Linked DNA regions of Homo sapiens: region 1 is linked to region 2. Evidence: chromatin loops called from intact Hi-C (ENCODE). Cell type or tissue: IMR-90. All regions are shown on one strand.

The links. Hi-C counts contacts between places; a loop is a spot of excess contacts. Peaks named below come from ENCODE experiments on the same cell type or tissue, not always from the same donor. Only the 100,000 strongest peaks of a DNase experiment are listed, where the experiment ranks them.
Region 1: a loop joins it to region 2, with 2.0 times the contacts of the local background. A loop is called at or near these places in 7 of 110 quality-filtered maps.

The regions. Positions count from the first base shown.
Region 1 is chr5:93,718,338-93,726,337 of GRCh38, forward strand. All of the region lies in intron 10 of ARB2A (ARB2 cotranscriptional regulator A), which reads right to left. Among named protein-coding and RNA genes, the nearest start is that of POU5F2, 19 kb to the right of the region's middle. In IMR-90, no CTCF peak of the experiment used is centred here; no DNase peak of the experiment used is centred here.
Region 2 is chr5:93,616,371-93,624,370 of GRCh38, forward strand. It overlaps ARB2A (ARB2 cotranscriptional regulator A), which reads right to left. Exons shown (of 11, transcript NM_032042.6): 11 at 1,355-4,759. The coding sequence ends at 4,617. MIR2277 (microRNA 2277) reads right to left here and starts at 4,418; the gene lies at 4,326-4,418. It overlaps LOC124901028 (a long non-coding RNA gene), which reads left to right and starts at 5,312. Exons shown (of 3, transcript XR_007058874.1): 1 at 5,312-5,573. RefSeq lists an enhancer at 1,764-2,572 and a silencer at 4,927-4,976. In IMR-90, a CTCF peak has its summit at 4,347; DNase peaks (open chromatin) are centred at 4,301, 4,701, 5,251 and 6,061; H3K4me3 peaks cover 1,684 bases; H3K27ac peaks cover 859 bases.

The DNA.
Region 1 (8,000 bases), 100 kb after region 2:
CTGAGGCAGGAGAATGGCGTGAACCCGGGAGGCAGAGTTTGCAGTGAGCCGAGATTGTGCCACTGCTCCAGCCTGGGCAATGGAGCGAGACTCCGTCTCAGCAAAAAAAAAAGTATGGCTCAGAATAGTGATAGGAAGTTTTTTGTATCCAAAACTCAGAATAACAGAACGTGGAGAAAAAATATATCAAGGCATACAAATCATAATGTAATGTATGTTAAAGTAGACTCTTTAATGTCTGCAACTACATTAACAGTCATACATAATCCCCAGTTACTTGTAAGGCCCTAATATATAATTTGTTCCCAGGAAATGAAAGACTTATCACTTCTGAAAAATGTCTAATTGTAACAACAACAACAACAACAACGTCTGTCCATTTTACTTCTAAGGAGTGGCTTCCTAATGAGAAGTCATACCTTAACATGTTACTGATTTTTGGCTAAAGAGTGATTCAGATTATTTTTCTACCTTTATTTATTTAATGTTTCCTAGCTTTTTTCTCATCTCTCTAAAGGTTCTTTGGTAGTACCTCTTTCTATTTCACTGGAAACCATCTATTAATGAGATTTCCCTATCACTTTACTGCCAATAAATCAAACCTACTGATTCACTCCTGATGCAGATGCCTGATTTCCATTCTTTAGGCAACACTGACAGCTCTCTCTTGGATGTCTTCTGTAGACATCCTATCATTTCTTTAAACTCAATGGGTGGAGCTCATCTTAACTTTTTCTAGCACTCCTTCATTTTTGCAGCATCACTGGATATCCTCACTTCTTGCCTGCCCACACAGGAGATTTCTCCATAACTTTTATATTCCTTAAAATGTCAAAACCTTCATAAAATTATCCTGAGTTTTCTACCATGGCTGTTGTCTGTAGGCCAAAATAAACCAGCTGTTACAAGCTGAAACATTTGATCTGTTTGAGCTCCTAGGCTATAGGGTGCTTATTTAATTCTGTCTGAATTAAAGCATTAGAAAAGAATCTTAGAGCTGGAAAGTATAGAAATCATCTACCTAACCATCTAATATTTAAAAGATTACAGATCCAGAGACGTTCAACTGGCCCGAAGCCACATATAGGTTAGTCATTCTCATCTTTTTGCACTCACCATGTGCTTTTTTAGTCCTCTGCAATTATTATGCTCCTCAAAACAGAACTGGGGAGAACAATCAATTAAATTTGCCACAGATAACATTTCTACCACTTCCAGCCAGCATATTCCTTCTATTTTTACTATTATATCTTCCATGCACTTTTTCACCACATCTCAAGGTGATGATTCTCTGATTCTCCCTTTCTTATCTGCCTGTTAAAACATGTGTGCTAGGCTCTTATGCTTACAAGCTGCTGTGATCACATTATTTCCTTGCAGAAACTGCTTATTAAGTCAAAATGAACATTTCCAAATATCCATCTACTATCTATCTCCAAAACCTAAAATTTTAGCATCTCATGTTTCCTATCTGTTTGGTTCCCTTCCTTTAAGTAATACAGATAGAAAATCCTTTGGTTTCTATTTCAGCACTCCGAAAATTTGTTGAGCTTCTTTTCTCATTTTCCTTATGCTTACTTTTCTAAGCACTTTGGAGTAGGTTCCTCCTCTTCCAGTCTTCAGCACCAAAAGAGATGTGCATCATTTTTGCTGTTTTCCCTTATCTGCTCAGGCCGTCATGCCGTTTCCTTTTCAAATCCTGTCAGGATACCCGTTTATGAATTCTTTGTAAAACCCATCTAATTACTGGACTGCAGTCAACAGCTATCGCTTAATCTTCAATTCTGTTTCCTCATATCCTTTAATTTTAGAAACATAGAACCCTAGAATTGAAGTAGATATTAAAGACGCTTTATTCTAATCTATCCAATGTAAAAATTCCCTCTATCAAATTCTTGAAAAGTGGTTATTAAGCCTTCATTTGACTGCTTCAAAAGACGGAAAGCTTGCCAGTTTACAATGCAGCCCATTCCATTTCTTAAAACAATTCAATCATTATATTGGGCCTCTTTAGTTTCCATAATCCACAATCAAAGCCTTTGTCATAATGTCTATTTAGAACCTAATCTATAGTTCAGGGTTAAGATCAGCTAAATCATTAAATCTTCTCTGAGTTCTTTCGGTGTCATATCTTTAAGATCTGGATGCTATTTATTCAGTCTCAAGAGATGCTTTCCCCCAGTGGTACTGAACATTTACCACCAACTGTGCCAAATAATTCAATAATATAAAAATTTCAACTGGACCATTAAGAGAAAAAATGAAAATCTTCAACTGATACTAGCTCTATAGTTTTCCAAGAAACTGGTCTGCATAAGATGTTAGTAACTTGTGATAAGGTAGTGAGTTGGTTAAAAGTCTAAGACAAGCTCGAATGCTAATATATTAACTTTAACAGAGTGAGAAAACTATATACCCATGAGACTTTATTTCTCTTGCTTAAAAAGTAATTATATTTCAGGCATTTATGATGAGCAATCTGTGTTTTGGTTTTCCTACTTTTTACTTTGTTAAAAGTCAAATAAGTGCCAGACTCACTGTTTTCTTTTTCATTGTGTGATGCCTAACTAAACTGGTAGGTGTATACCCACCTTCATGTGTATATTCTGCTTCTGAAATAAAATGGATGAAAAACATTATATTTAATGTCAACATACCCCAAAGCCTTGTTGTGAAAGGCACAATTTTGAAAAAACTGAATAAATGAATAATATAGTTTACTTTAATAGTATAATCTTAAGATTAAGGAAACAGGCTAATTCTCTCAACTGGTTTAAGTTTCATTGAAAGGGTAGTTTTTAATTTGATAGGTTTGTAAAGGGGGAAGGCAGGAAGCAGAGGGGTGGAACCTAGCGAGGCAGCTCTGTAAGATGAATTGCTGTCAGGGTGAAGCGGCTGGTTACAGTAATAGCTGGAAACCATAAGTGTTACAGGCTTTGAAGTCAGTTCAGCTTTGATGTCTTACTCTCATAGTTAATCGTAAGATAGTATGGAAGGGGCAAAAAAATAAGGCTTTCTAATACTGTGCTTGGTGTCATTGCTCAGGAAATCCTAGCATGAAAAAAGATTGGTGTCTGTGTGAACTTTAAGTGTAGCATTAGTCTGCTCTTTTTTTAAAAAAGTTTTTAAATTATTGATGCACTAATTACCATATTTGTTAGTTTGAGGCAAGTACATGCACATGTAGGAACATGTGTTATTAGAACATGTGAATCAATCAATAAGGATACACATGAATAATTATTTGGGTTTGTTATCATGCTAGGTATTGCTGAGATCAAATTATATAGCTGTGTTTCCCAACGTTGAGGAACTTATTAGCTGAGGACTAGTAATCTTGCTGCAGGAAGTTAAAAATTCACAGGAAGGAGCCTTAGACATCATCTAATCCAAGACCAAAGTCCAAAGAAGATGGCCTGTTCTGGAAACAAGAGATCAAACTGCCAAGTATACACATGAATTAAATAAACCACAATAAATAGATAATATGGAGAAATGAAGGGATAAGAGCATCTTATGACTTCTTGGATAGAAGAAAAATTATAGGAATTTCATGTTTCAATAGAGCATTGTTTCCCTATTAATTTGTGTAACACTTTTATGTATTTTGCTATATGCAGAAACTACCAGCACTACTAAAATACCTAGCATTTCCTTCACCTCAACTCACTTTCTCTATTTGCCTAGTCCCAAACAATAACATCCACTACATGGGTTTTGTGTTATTCTAATACATATTAGAATAAACAAATAACTATTAAAATAAAAAACAGTTTACCTATGAGCCACCAGTGGTGTGTGTATAAAACATGAAGGCGGAGGATTCATGGGAAGAATACATCTTTATTATTTCTTTGGGTACTTAAATAAGAACTATGGATTTAAAGTCTGTGCTCTTAAAGTATTTAAATGTGTCCTTAATGTGTGTTCAGTGACCTAGATAATCTGAATTTAAAATATTCTTTTCTTTGGGGTTGTGTGGTTTGATCCTTCTCATCTTAAAACTTTGTTTAGTTATGGGACCTACTCCAACTTACTTTATGCACAGTAAATAATGTGTACTTTAAAAAAATCTATAACGTATATCATAATAATGACAGCCTGAGATTAAGACTGCAAAATAAAAAGCTGAAAGGGAAAAAGTTTCCTTTTGACTTTTTCTCAATAGTGCTATCTTGCTGCCTGTTGCTTTAAAAGAAAAAAAGCTTTCTAGCTTTTCTAGGTAGAAACTAACTACAGGAACAACATTACATATATTACTTTAATGGGAAAAGAAAAAGAGTGATTAAAGTTCTGGGGCATTCCTCTTGTTTATGTGTTGGTATCACATAAGAGAAGGAAGCCAAAGCCAGATACTAGAAGAAAGGGGTTAACTACACCTCATGGAAGCGAGAGGTTATTCCTCTGTTACATTCTTATCCTTTAACTGCATTAGAATTGACTGTAAACATAAACAAAAGCCACCGGTGGGCAATTAAATTTGAAGAAGTAGCCCATAAAAACTGGAATATTCAGCATGTATAACAATCAGTTACACAACATCTGATTTAATAGTTAGATTTTAAGCGTTCCTCTTACAATACATGTTAAATGTTCTCAACAAATCATATTCTATAATGCAGTAAAATGACAATTTCAATGTAGTCTAAGGCTGGTAGGACAAGAATATTAAAGCAAATTAAACCATAATCTTTCATTTACATTTAGAGGTTAAAAATCTGTAGTCATTTGTGACAAGAGCTTTCAAATGAATTTGCCATTCCCAAAGTCATCTCAGTAGACAGGAAGGAGGAACTTGGCATGTGACCAACAAATTATGAGAGAGCAACACCTCAAGGTTAGAGGGCACTGATGACTTCAACAAATCTCACCAGCTAAGGCAACAGATTAAGCTGGGGGATAGGATGCCCTACAACCTTAACCTGTTAATACCTTTAAATTCTTAAGACTGACCTCTAGTCTGCTCTTTCATATTAGTTGTTAGTTACACTAATTACAGCTTAACTGGTATTGTTGGCACCAGTTTTTCTCCCAAAAGACATGTAGAGAAAGGTTATCTCTAATAGCTTCAAATAACTTCAGCCAAATTCTGTTGTGCACATGAGGAGCACCTACCTCCAGTTTTGAATGGGTCTTTTATAGACATCAAAGCTAAGACACTAAAAGCAATGTGTGTTTGTGGATTCTATAAAGCATTTCATAAAGGAAGCTGTAAAAATAAGAACAGTAACTTCTGTAACTAGAACTTTAGAATGGTTTAAAACAAGGTAATTTGTTTTATTTTTTAATATTTATTTTCAACAAACAGTGGCTGGTGATGTCATATACAAGGAGCTAGTTATACCTTATCGATGCTAGTGAAGTAAAAATACTTGGCCCATGAAATCCCGTCAAAATTTATGGTTTTTAAAAAGGGATAATGAAATTTCTATCACGACCTTTTAGAGCTGTTTTAAGTTCAACATTTACATTGATGTTAACCTAAGATTCCATGGAGTTGTGCCTAGGATTCCAAAGCCCATTTACAAAGATTCAAATACCATCTGTGAAGCTGCTGTAAATTACTCTGTAACATTAATCTTTAAACAAGGCACTAAATCAGAGTAGAAACATACCACAGAGATTTAGAGCAAGAGTCATAACTGAATTATTGAGATTAATGTAAATAGCTTCACGTATAAGAATTGCAGGTTCTTAATATCAGACTGTTTTTGCTTTGAATGAAACATAAGATTTCTTCTAAATCTTAAAAATAAATTACTAATTTCTAAATGACACTGACACTTTTTTTTTTCATGCAAAAAGAAGAGTAAAAATGATCGGTGAATGGAGTTGTTAACCTAAGGGTGCTCCGAGTTAAGAAATATATTAACAAAAATCTGATGATGCAAAATAGACACAGTAGGGAGCAATTAACATTACCAAAAGAAACTTCATTTTACAAAAGGGAATCTTTAAACCAAGCCTAGTCTTCTCAAAAGACGTCCGCCAACAGATACTTGACTTAAATGAACTCTTTGGGGGAAACAAAGTCCTGTAACAGTCAATTATAGTATCACGTGTCATCACATCCAAGACACCATTGATTATAAGATTCATCATTGCTTTTTATATCATTTCAAAAGAAAAACATTGCCAATTAAGCTATGGCATGATGCTTTCTTATCACTTATTGCAAGATGTATTCAAACTTTAGCTAGTTAAAATTATGTCTTGTAATTAATGAAATAAAATATTTTATGATAAATTGACTTTTCTATCAATATATCAAATGATGAAACTGTTTTTGTGAGAGCAAGCTAATTTTGAAATATAGTCACTAGGTGATACAGTAATCCTCCCTTATCCCCCAGTGGATGCCTGAAATCATGGATAGTACCAAACCCTACATATACAGTGTTTTGTTTTATGCATACATACCTATGATAAAGTTTAATTTATAAATCAGGCAGAGTAAGAGATGAACAACAGTAAGTAATAATAAGATAGAACAATTATCACAATATGCCATCATCACTACTCTTGCCCTTTGGGGTCATTATTAAGTAAAATAAGGATTATGTGAACACAAACACTATGATACTGCCACAGCTGATACAATAACTGAGACAGCTATTAAGTGACTAATGGGAGGTTGGCATATATGGAGTGAATATGCTGGACAAAGGGATGATTAATGTTCCATGAGGGACAGAGTAGGATAGCGTAAGAGTTCATCATACTACTTAGAATGATGCACAACTTAAAACTTAAGAATTGTTTATTTCTGGAATTTTCCATTTAATATTTTTTGGCCATGATTGACTGTAAGTAACTGAACCTGTGGAAAGCAAAACTGCAAATAAGGGGGGAACTACTGTATTAAATAAGTTTGCTCTACATAAAGCACTGAAAGAACATTAACCGTATATTTTCTACCTTCTCTGAGGATATAAGAGGAAGAACAGTAGCTGGTATAGTGATTTTAGTTTGCTTGACTAATTTATGGACGAATTAATACCCCTATCTCTTTCCACTAGGGATTTAAGGCAGACTACAAGAAAATCATAAGCAACAAAGTTATTTCAGAAATGAAAAACAGAAAATCAGAACTGCGGAAAAGAACAAAAACAAGAGCATTGTAAGAATTTAATTAGATATAAACATAATTTATGCATAACAATCTAGGTTCTGGATATTTATTTTTCACTGCAATTTCAAAATAAAACATGTTTATCAATGAGATTTTAGGGATTCCTTTGCCTGAAGCTTAGGAACAAATGAGATGACAAATGCAAGGACCTTGCTAATCCCAAAGAATTTCTATAAAACAGATTATTACAATCTACTGTTACTTGTTAAAAAGATAGATACCAAATGAAAGTATGATCAAGACAGAAATTAAATACTGGTAAGAATAACCCCAAAATATTAGCAGCTCTCCCTTAAAAAGATTAAATTGGTTGTACCAGAAGATAAAATAGGATTAATATGAAGAACTAACAGACTAAGTCTCCGTATGCTTACATGTCCTCCTGGTCTGTGGTACCAATGCCAGTAAGCTATCTTAGGATATAGGTAGGTGGATAAGGGGGCTCATGTCAGAGATTACAGGTTCTGAATGAAATGAACAGTACTGCAAGAAGGCCCTCCACATAGCAGGCCTCAGGCTTTATGTGGTAATTGGTTGATACAGCAAAAATGACTTGGGGCACTGTGCTAACATTGAGGTCTATTTCAGAATCATAGATTCGAACATCAGTCAAGTGATGGATCAGTTCTAGTGTTTATAATATTGGATCTTCCTATGTGCAATATCCTACACTTTCTCTTTTCTCTGTATCAGAAACCTGAGATCTAATTGTGGCCTGTATATTAAATTTTTCAAGAAACTGGAAAAATTGACACAAGGACGATGGTGGACATATTCAAAACTCTTCTCTGGGGAAGCATTTCTCTTCAACTCCATATAGTCTTCACTGGGCTGTCAACTATAATACCATGCCCTACCCCCAACCCCC
Region 2 (8,000 bases):
AAAGTTGCTTAGAAGGCCTCATGGACTAAGTCAAATTTCCACTTTCAAGCTTTTTATATTCCAGGGGAAAATAGTGGTCACTGTGTGGTATCCACTTCATGGTCAAACTTTCAGGATGACTTTCTCCCATCTAGCAATTAAAGCCAACTATTTAATATTTGGTGATTTTAACCTTTGTGGTTCATTTTACAGTTATTACTTCTCTAAAACCTTTGTGCTGGGAATTAACAAGAGTTCTTCAATCTAATCACGCTCTTTGGCATCAAGGTCTCCCAATTCTAAAGTTACCATTGCATAGGCTGTTGCATAATTTTAGACGTCATGGAGAGTCCCACTGATGAAATCTGAGAAGGCTCATGTCAGACCACTGACTGCTAAAGACATCACTACATGAAAGATCAGTAGTGTGAAACTTTAAAAACATCGATCCAAATGAATCAATTAAATCAACATTCATCCCTCTTAAGTGTGTGGTTTAAAACTATCATTGTTGCTTTTTTAAAAAAACCTTACATAGATTTTGAGATAAATGCTGGAATGCTTTGATGGCTACTTCTATTCTCGAATCTCCGTTAATCGACTTTGTGCTATTCCCCTCTTTTCAACATCTTCCACTTGGTGTACATTCTTTACTTTTAGTACAGTGCATGACAGTTGCAATGCTTTAAATCTAAAACCGCCTAACAAAGCTGACGCTTTAGGTAGGGTAGCTTTAAGCTCTGTGAAGTGTTGATTAAAAACCCTTTCCCAGACTCAAACTGATCTTTTTGGAGATTAATAGAATATTAGATAAAAGGAAGACGAACAATTCAAGAGACTCCCACTCAGTCATTCTATATAAGGAAGGAAGGAAAGTATTCAATTTTTGAAAGGGAGTACCTCCTGGAGTCTTTTATTTTATATTATTATGGCCACTAATAAGTAATAATAAAATAACCACCACCATCATCCCCCTTTTTGCCACCCATATTTCAAAGATGAGAGTGTCTCACATTTAAAGACATTTTTTTTTCTCCACAGAGGCATGTGGAAAGTTTTTGAGAAATTTTTACACTTTCTGTAGTAGTACTCTTTCTTAAATGAATTAGGATTACAGACACCAACAGGAACCTGTCAGTTTACAGTAAAAAATATGATTATAACAAGAGACACACGTGTTTGGATTGAACCGCAGATAATCCAGAGAAACAAACAAAATCTAACTTATTAGCACGGATAATACAGTTAGCATATCTCTAAAAGGGGCTAAAGGTTTTAAGAAAGCTGTAAAAGAAATGTAAGTTATTTTCAGATCGAACACAGTACATCAAGAACCTATATACATGTACTTGGAGGCAACTTAAACTCACCAGACTCCTCTTGGAAAACACATTTATTTATGGCATATTCAAGTGTATTTTATAAAACAACAATTTAATTGATAGGTTGTTCAGATTTCCTTGCTAAGGAGATATTTTAGATATTAAAAACAACTGTCTTAGAAATGTTAGCTTTGTAAAAGGTGCAAGCCAAATAGTGACTCAACTAAAGTTAGGATATTACCTTACAGCAATACTAACAGAAATAAAAAGTAGCCAGAAGGTTTAAAATATTGACGGATGCTGTCTCATCCTTCCTTTTATGTTTTTGCTTTAAAAAATCTCTATGCAATTGGTGAATAAGCAAGAATTCTTCTGAGCAAGAATAATAACACCGCTGTTGTTGGGAAAATTGTTTTTATTTTAAAATGGAAATGGAAATATAATATACAGGAAAAGCTTGTGCTTTCCTTTTTTTTTTTTACTTCGCATAAACAATAATAATGCAATCCAGGTCAAAGCACGAGGCAGAAACTCGAGAAAAGAACAGTTATTAAAGGTACATGGTCTTCTTTTCAAATATCCATGAAAACATTTAACGACGGGATGGCTAGTACCTATAGAAAGCTCCAAAGCAATAATCTGGCCTTTAAGTTTCGACGGGACTATTTTGAATCTTAGATTTATCAGTCACTCCTTTCCCATTCTACTTGTTCTAAGAATTAAGTATATAATTAAAATAAAAAGGCCACATCCTGACTTTAAATCTCCACTCTCCTAAAAACCTGTTTGAGGAAACAAAAATGGGGAAGAAGATCAGAACAAAAATATTGTTAACACTGGCCGTCCTCATGCAGGTGGGCTACTACCAACGCTGGTTGTTACTCCAGGAAAATCGAGGTGAACATTATTACATTTATATCAACAAACCCATAATCAACAGGTTAAAAAATCCTACATTACAAAGAATCTGATCACTTATCAGTTGGTGGTCTGGAATAGTTTGCCTAGCTCCCTCTGGGCTGCTACAGCTCAGATTCACAAGTAGAAATTACATTTACACAACTTAAGTTTGCAAATAGCTCTCCATAAATAGTTAAACCAGGCCTAACCATCCAGTAGTTTTAAAGTATTAGAGGCAATTAAATAGTGATTTATTCTAGCTATAAGTAAAGGTTTAAAAAGAGGAGAGATGATTTCAGAGAAGGAATAGCAGTGATTTGGTTTATAAACAGCATATTTATTGTGCTCTAATTCAGGTGCAGAAGCTTCGCCAATTTAGCATTGCACAAGTGTTGGTTTTTTATAAATGCTATAAAATTGTTTCCTGTCAACATTTTCTTATACTGAAAACACAACACAATTTATAATACCTTGAAAAATATATTCAATTCACATCAATTCTTGAATCTCTCACTGGAAGGAATGTTTGTCCCTCAACTAAGATTCCGGAACACTGCTGAAGATACCATTATTTTACACAGTTCACCACTACTTCTAAAATAGTAATGATTGGATAAAAAGGGTCAATATCACAGACAAATGTGCTTGATGTTGTTGGGGTTTACTCATTTTAAGCCATCTGGTAGCTGAATAAAATGCCATTTTGATTTTTCCTCCTATATAGTTGATTTTGCTTAAGTAACACGAAAATATATGCATACCTGAGCACTGAAAAAACATCTTTAATTTGTCATCATTAAGACTATAGAACCAATGAATGTACTTGTATGTCAAACACAGCAATGAGATATTAACAGCTTTAAAACTTGTTGAAATCGGTTCATAATATAAAAACATTTAAGCACGAAGTGGTTGATTTTAAGTTACTTTTCTGAGGCATTAGACAGTTCGAAGTCATTTTGGGTACATTTTATCATGTCCTCAAATAAGGCAGGCATATTAATTGTTGCACACACTTTAAAAAAGGATGAAAACTATTAAATTTATGTTCTCATCTATTAGAAACAATCTTTACTAGGTAATTAAACTTTTCAAGTAATTAAAATATAATGTGAAATTTTAAGATTTTAATCTAAAAGTCAGCAAAACCTTAACATCTCCTGTATTTCACAGTGTTGGCCACATCTTAGCTGGATTAAAATAATTGTTCAAACTGTAGGGCTAAACCCTACAGAGGAAGCGGAGTGCTAAAAATTATACCATTGGACTGAGAGAAGAAATTCTTTCACACCAAGTCCTTCTCTTCTTGTTAAAGCAGAAAACTAAAAGGATAATTTTAGCCCCACTTAGCCTTTCAGAAGAAAAAGGCTGCAGAGCACAAAGGTTTCGTTTCCTGATGACAATAAAAAAATTCTCTCCCTAGAAGGGCCTAACTCCAGGAAAGCTCAGAATAGATCATTCTGGAAAGGATTAACAACAACCTTTCTCCACAGAGAGATTTAAAAAGCAAAACTTAAGTGTGTTATATCTAAATTACAATGCCACACAGTACACATTATGTGTTTAAAAAGTAAAGTCAATCCCAGTGATAACAGTTGGAAATTCCATTGAAAATGGGACCTTCACACCTACACTTAAAAGAGCTGCCCATCATTGTTTTGGTTTTAACAGTCTCTTCTGAAATCAGAGACTTGTGTAAACTCTCACAATTAGCTGGCAAAAGGATTTTCAGCAGTAATGCGGATTCAGTACTTTATAGATTTTTATGCAGAGTTGTTTTTTTTTCTGGTCCCGAAATGAAAACAGGGAGAGAACAATTTGCATTCCCCAAACTACATGGTACATCATGGCATTCAGGTTCTGAATTTGAAATCGGCTTTGGAGTGTGTGTGGAACTTCCTTAAAAAAAAAAAAAAAGAGGTGGGTAATAAGATGCCCTCAGGGAAAAACCTAGTGAAAATGGAAATCTGAAGTCTGGAATAGAAGTTTGCTCCAGTTGAGAGCGGGGAAAGATGGACATGATTAAGGAGGGGGAAGCAGCAGCGGCTCCGCTACGGCGGGCGCTAGGACCGCGCCGACGCCGCCGGACCCGCAGCGCCCGCGCGGTCTCCTTCAGGGCAATTAGAGCTTCGCCGGCCGAGCCAGGCAGGGCGCTGTCAGCCTTAATGTGAGCGCTGACTGGCAGCGCTCAGCCCGCGCTCAGCCCGCAGGAAGCACGACCAGTGAACCCATATTGCTTTGACAGTTGCACTCATCTAGAAATAATGCAAAACGCTATTTAGATGTATATATCACGACCCTGGGCTCTGGGAAGAAAACAATCTAATGAGGGGCTGGGAGTCCGCTCGACACAAGCAGTGAGGAGGCGTGCGGGTGGGTGCGCCAGGGCGGCCTCCCCCGTCGCGCTCGCTCCTCTTACAGCTCTTCGTGCTTGATGCGGTGGGAGCGGCGCGTCACAGCCGGCTTCAGGGAGCTGGTCTTGGCCTCTGAGGCTTCGGTAAAGAATTTGAAAATAGACGGAAAGCTCTTCCAGGAAGTTAGCTCGTGACGGTCGGTGCCTGCAAAGAACAACACATTCGGTTACCAGGTGGCCACGCGGGGCCAGGCGCGGTGAGGGCGGCGAGGGCCAGGCCGAGCCCCGGCTCCCGACCACCCGGTCCCGCCCCTCCCCGCCCCTCCCGCCTGCGCCCCGCCTCAGCCGCCCGCGCCCCGCCCCTCAGCCAGGACCCCCGCCCCCTCGCGGGCGCGGGCCAGCCGACTCCCAGGGCACAACTAGGGCTGCGGGGTCACTTGCCCCCTGGCTCAGAGGAACTCAGACTTCGCTATCCGCGGCGTCTAGGCGTCTCCGGCCTCAGTCCCCATCCCTCTCCCAACGCGGGGACGCGGCCCGGATCTGTCCCGGGGTCGTCCGAGGCGCGGCTGGCCGCCCGAGGCCTCCGCCTCTCCGGGCCAATGGAAGCGCTGGGCGGGAAGGGCCACTCCCTCTCCCTCCGGGAAACCACCCACTCCCGAGACTCGGCGCGCGCGGGGATTGGTTTCCCCTGCGTGCGGGATCGCACAGCGCCTGTTTCCTTGCTTCCCAAGGGGGTGGTGTGGAGGGGAAGGGGGAATGATTTTTCTTGCGTCTCCCGGAAGCTGTGCTGTTAGACACAATTACCTCAGCTAGGTCACTGAGACCAAATCATACGGGACGCTTAATGAAGGACCGCATTCAAAAGGGATTACGCCTTGAAGTGTCCTGGCGGGCGACATTTTTACAGATTTTAAGGGGCAAATTTAGAACAGCTAAAAAAAAGGTTTCAAAGCCGTGACTACTAAAAGAGCATCTAGGCCTCCCATTTTATCAGGAGGAATTCAACTTAGAAAATGCAGGTTAGTTGTCAATTTATGGGGTTACTTTATTTTACTACGGCTTCTCTCTGTGGTTTCGATGTAATACTAATGTACAGCATGTTTTCAAATCAAATCGACCTTCAGTTTAACACAGGCAGCGGATAACACGGATGCAAGCATAAGAACAGATGAGGAAATACATTTAGCTATTTTTGACTCCCTGTGATGGCTTATGTAGCATTTTACCAGTGGCTTCATAAATGAGCACTTTTTAAAATTAAAAATTAAAATAATTACAGACTTCCACAGAAATAATGAGTGAATAGCTTTTAAACAGTTGAAATCTCTTCCTAGATCACTCAATTATGCAGAGAGATACCGCTTGGAAGTCTCCGGATTCAGGGCCTCAGTCTGATACTTTAACATTGTTAATGATAATTCTTTAGTCTGTAATAGTAGGTCATTGCTATGGTTACTCTACAATGGTGCAACACTTTGCTTTCCCCTTCAGCTATTCGCTGAGACCTGGTAACCACATTTGTTGCCTAGCAACAGTTTTGTGACAGTATCACAATCTAGGAGTTACAACAATAAGGATGCTATGGCTGCTGTCGGCCAGAGAGCAGAAAGCTACAGTCTGTGCCTGACTTAGCTGTGGGAGCTGGCCCTACTAGAGAACCCCTCTCTCTTTATCAGTGCCCTCCCAAGGATTCTCTCTATCCTCCTTTCCTCTGCAGACTGGCCTCATGAACTTGAATTTGAAACTAAGACCCAGTATTAAAGTCATATCCCCCAACTCAGACTAAAAATGAGGTCATTTTATTTGCTTACTCATTTTGGGCAAAATTCATTGTTACTCAATAGGAAGGAGGGATGAGTGTAGGTTTATCTTGTTAAATCCTAAAGTGCTAGGTGGATTTTGACAATTCTTCATAGAATTCTTGGGGGAAAATTATATATATATGCCTGCTTGCATCAATAGGTGTTATAATACATAACATCTAGATATTATTATATTTTTACTGATTTATTCAAATGACAATCTTAAAGGATTCTTTTGAATTTGGAGGCATTTATATTTTCCAAACCTAACTGAGCAGTTCTACATATGCTCAGACATACCTGCTTTAAATGATATTTGCGGGTAGATCTAGGAGGACCAGTTTCTGGATAGGGTTATCAAATGTGTGTCTCTATTCTATAGTGTTTGCAACCCTAGTTTCACTTCAGTAATAACTACACAGTTGCACTTATAATGGTAGGACATTTTAAAATCAATTGTAATTCATTTTGAAAGACCATTCTCAGATGCATACTACGTGGCAACACCCACCCCCAAATACAATAAGCCAAAAAAAAAAAAAAAGGTGTTAATTGTCTCTTTTCGTAACCATTTCCCAAGCTTACAGCCACATTTGGCATTTCCTCCATAGTGATCACACTTACACCTACTAGTGTTACTAAGGCTATGATCAATTTGTAAGCTTTCTCAGGGAATTCCCCTCATAATTCCTCCCACCCCTTGAAACCAATTCAATCTATGAATCTAGAGGGACCTAAGGAGTCAACGGTCTGAAGCAATTTTAACTCCTTTATTTCTTCTTTACGGGTAACAATCCTTCTGAAGGATGAACAGATTTCCCTGGTGATAAAATCACTACAAAAGCTTTTTAGTTTTAGCTTTTGATGACTCTCTGCTTGATTAGTCCTGGACTGAAAAGACCAGAGTCCCTGAGATAACTGAATACTTGTACTGGCTCTCAACATTTACTCTTGTAATTTAAGAGTATAAATAATGAGAATGTGTGCTTCTGTCAGACGAAGGGAAATTGCTAGGAGTAAAGGTAATAAGGTAGGTTAGCAACTGAATTACAGAGAATGGGGTGGAAGGGAGAGAATTCTCCCTAAACTAAGGAATGATAACATGAATATGTAATATAAAAATGTCTTTTCTAAATTTTTGGAAGTAGATTTTAAATGATTTTTAGAATACCATTCAGAAGTTGAATAATTACATGTCTAACTTGGACTGCATATATACATTTCAAGAATATGTTTGGAGACCATTTTCAAAAATTTAGGTCCAAAGTTCAGTGAAAATATTTACAGATGAATATGAAACTCTATCCATGACAATGTTCAGTGAATGGAAACTTTTGAGAGCAGGTTTCTAGTACTTAAAAAATACATCACTTTAGGGGACATTAAGTGGGATGCTTTTTATTACATCAGTACAGAAACACTAGACCATTACATTATTTGTTCATAAAAGGATATAAAAGGTAGAAGTTTAGGTCAATCAAAAAAGCAGCCATTTATTAATAAAATGCAATGATGTAGAAATCACAGGGAAACTAGTTTATTTAGCACTAACCTTGTCATTTGAAGGGGAAAAACATGGTTTTATGGTTAAGGTCTAGTCTTTTCACTACCACCACTTTACCCTTATCAGAAGTCTCTACTTTT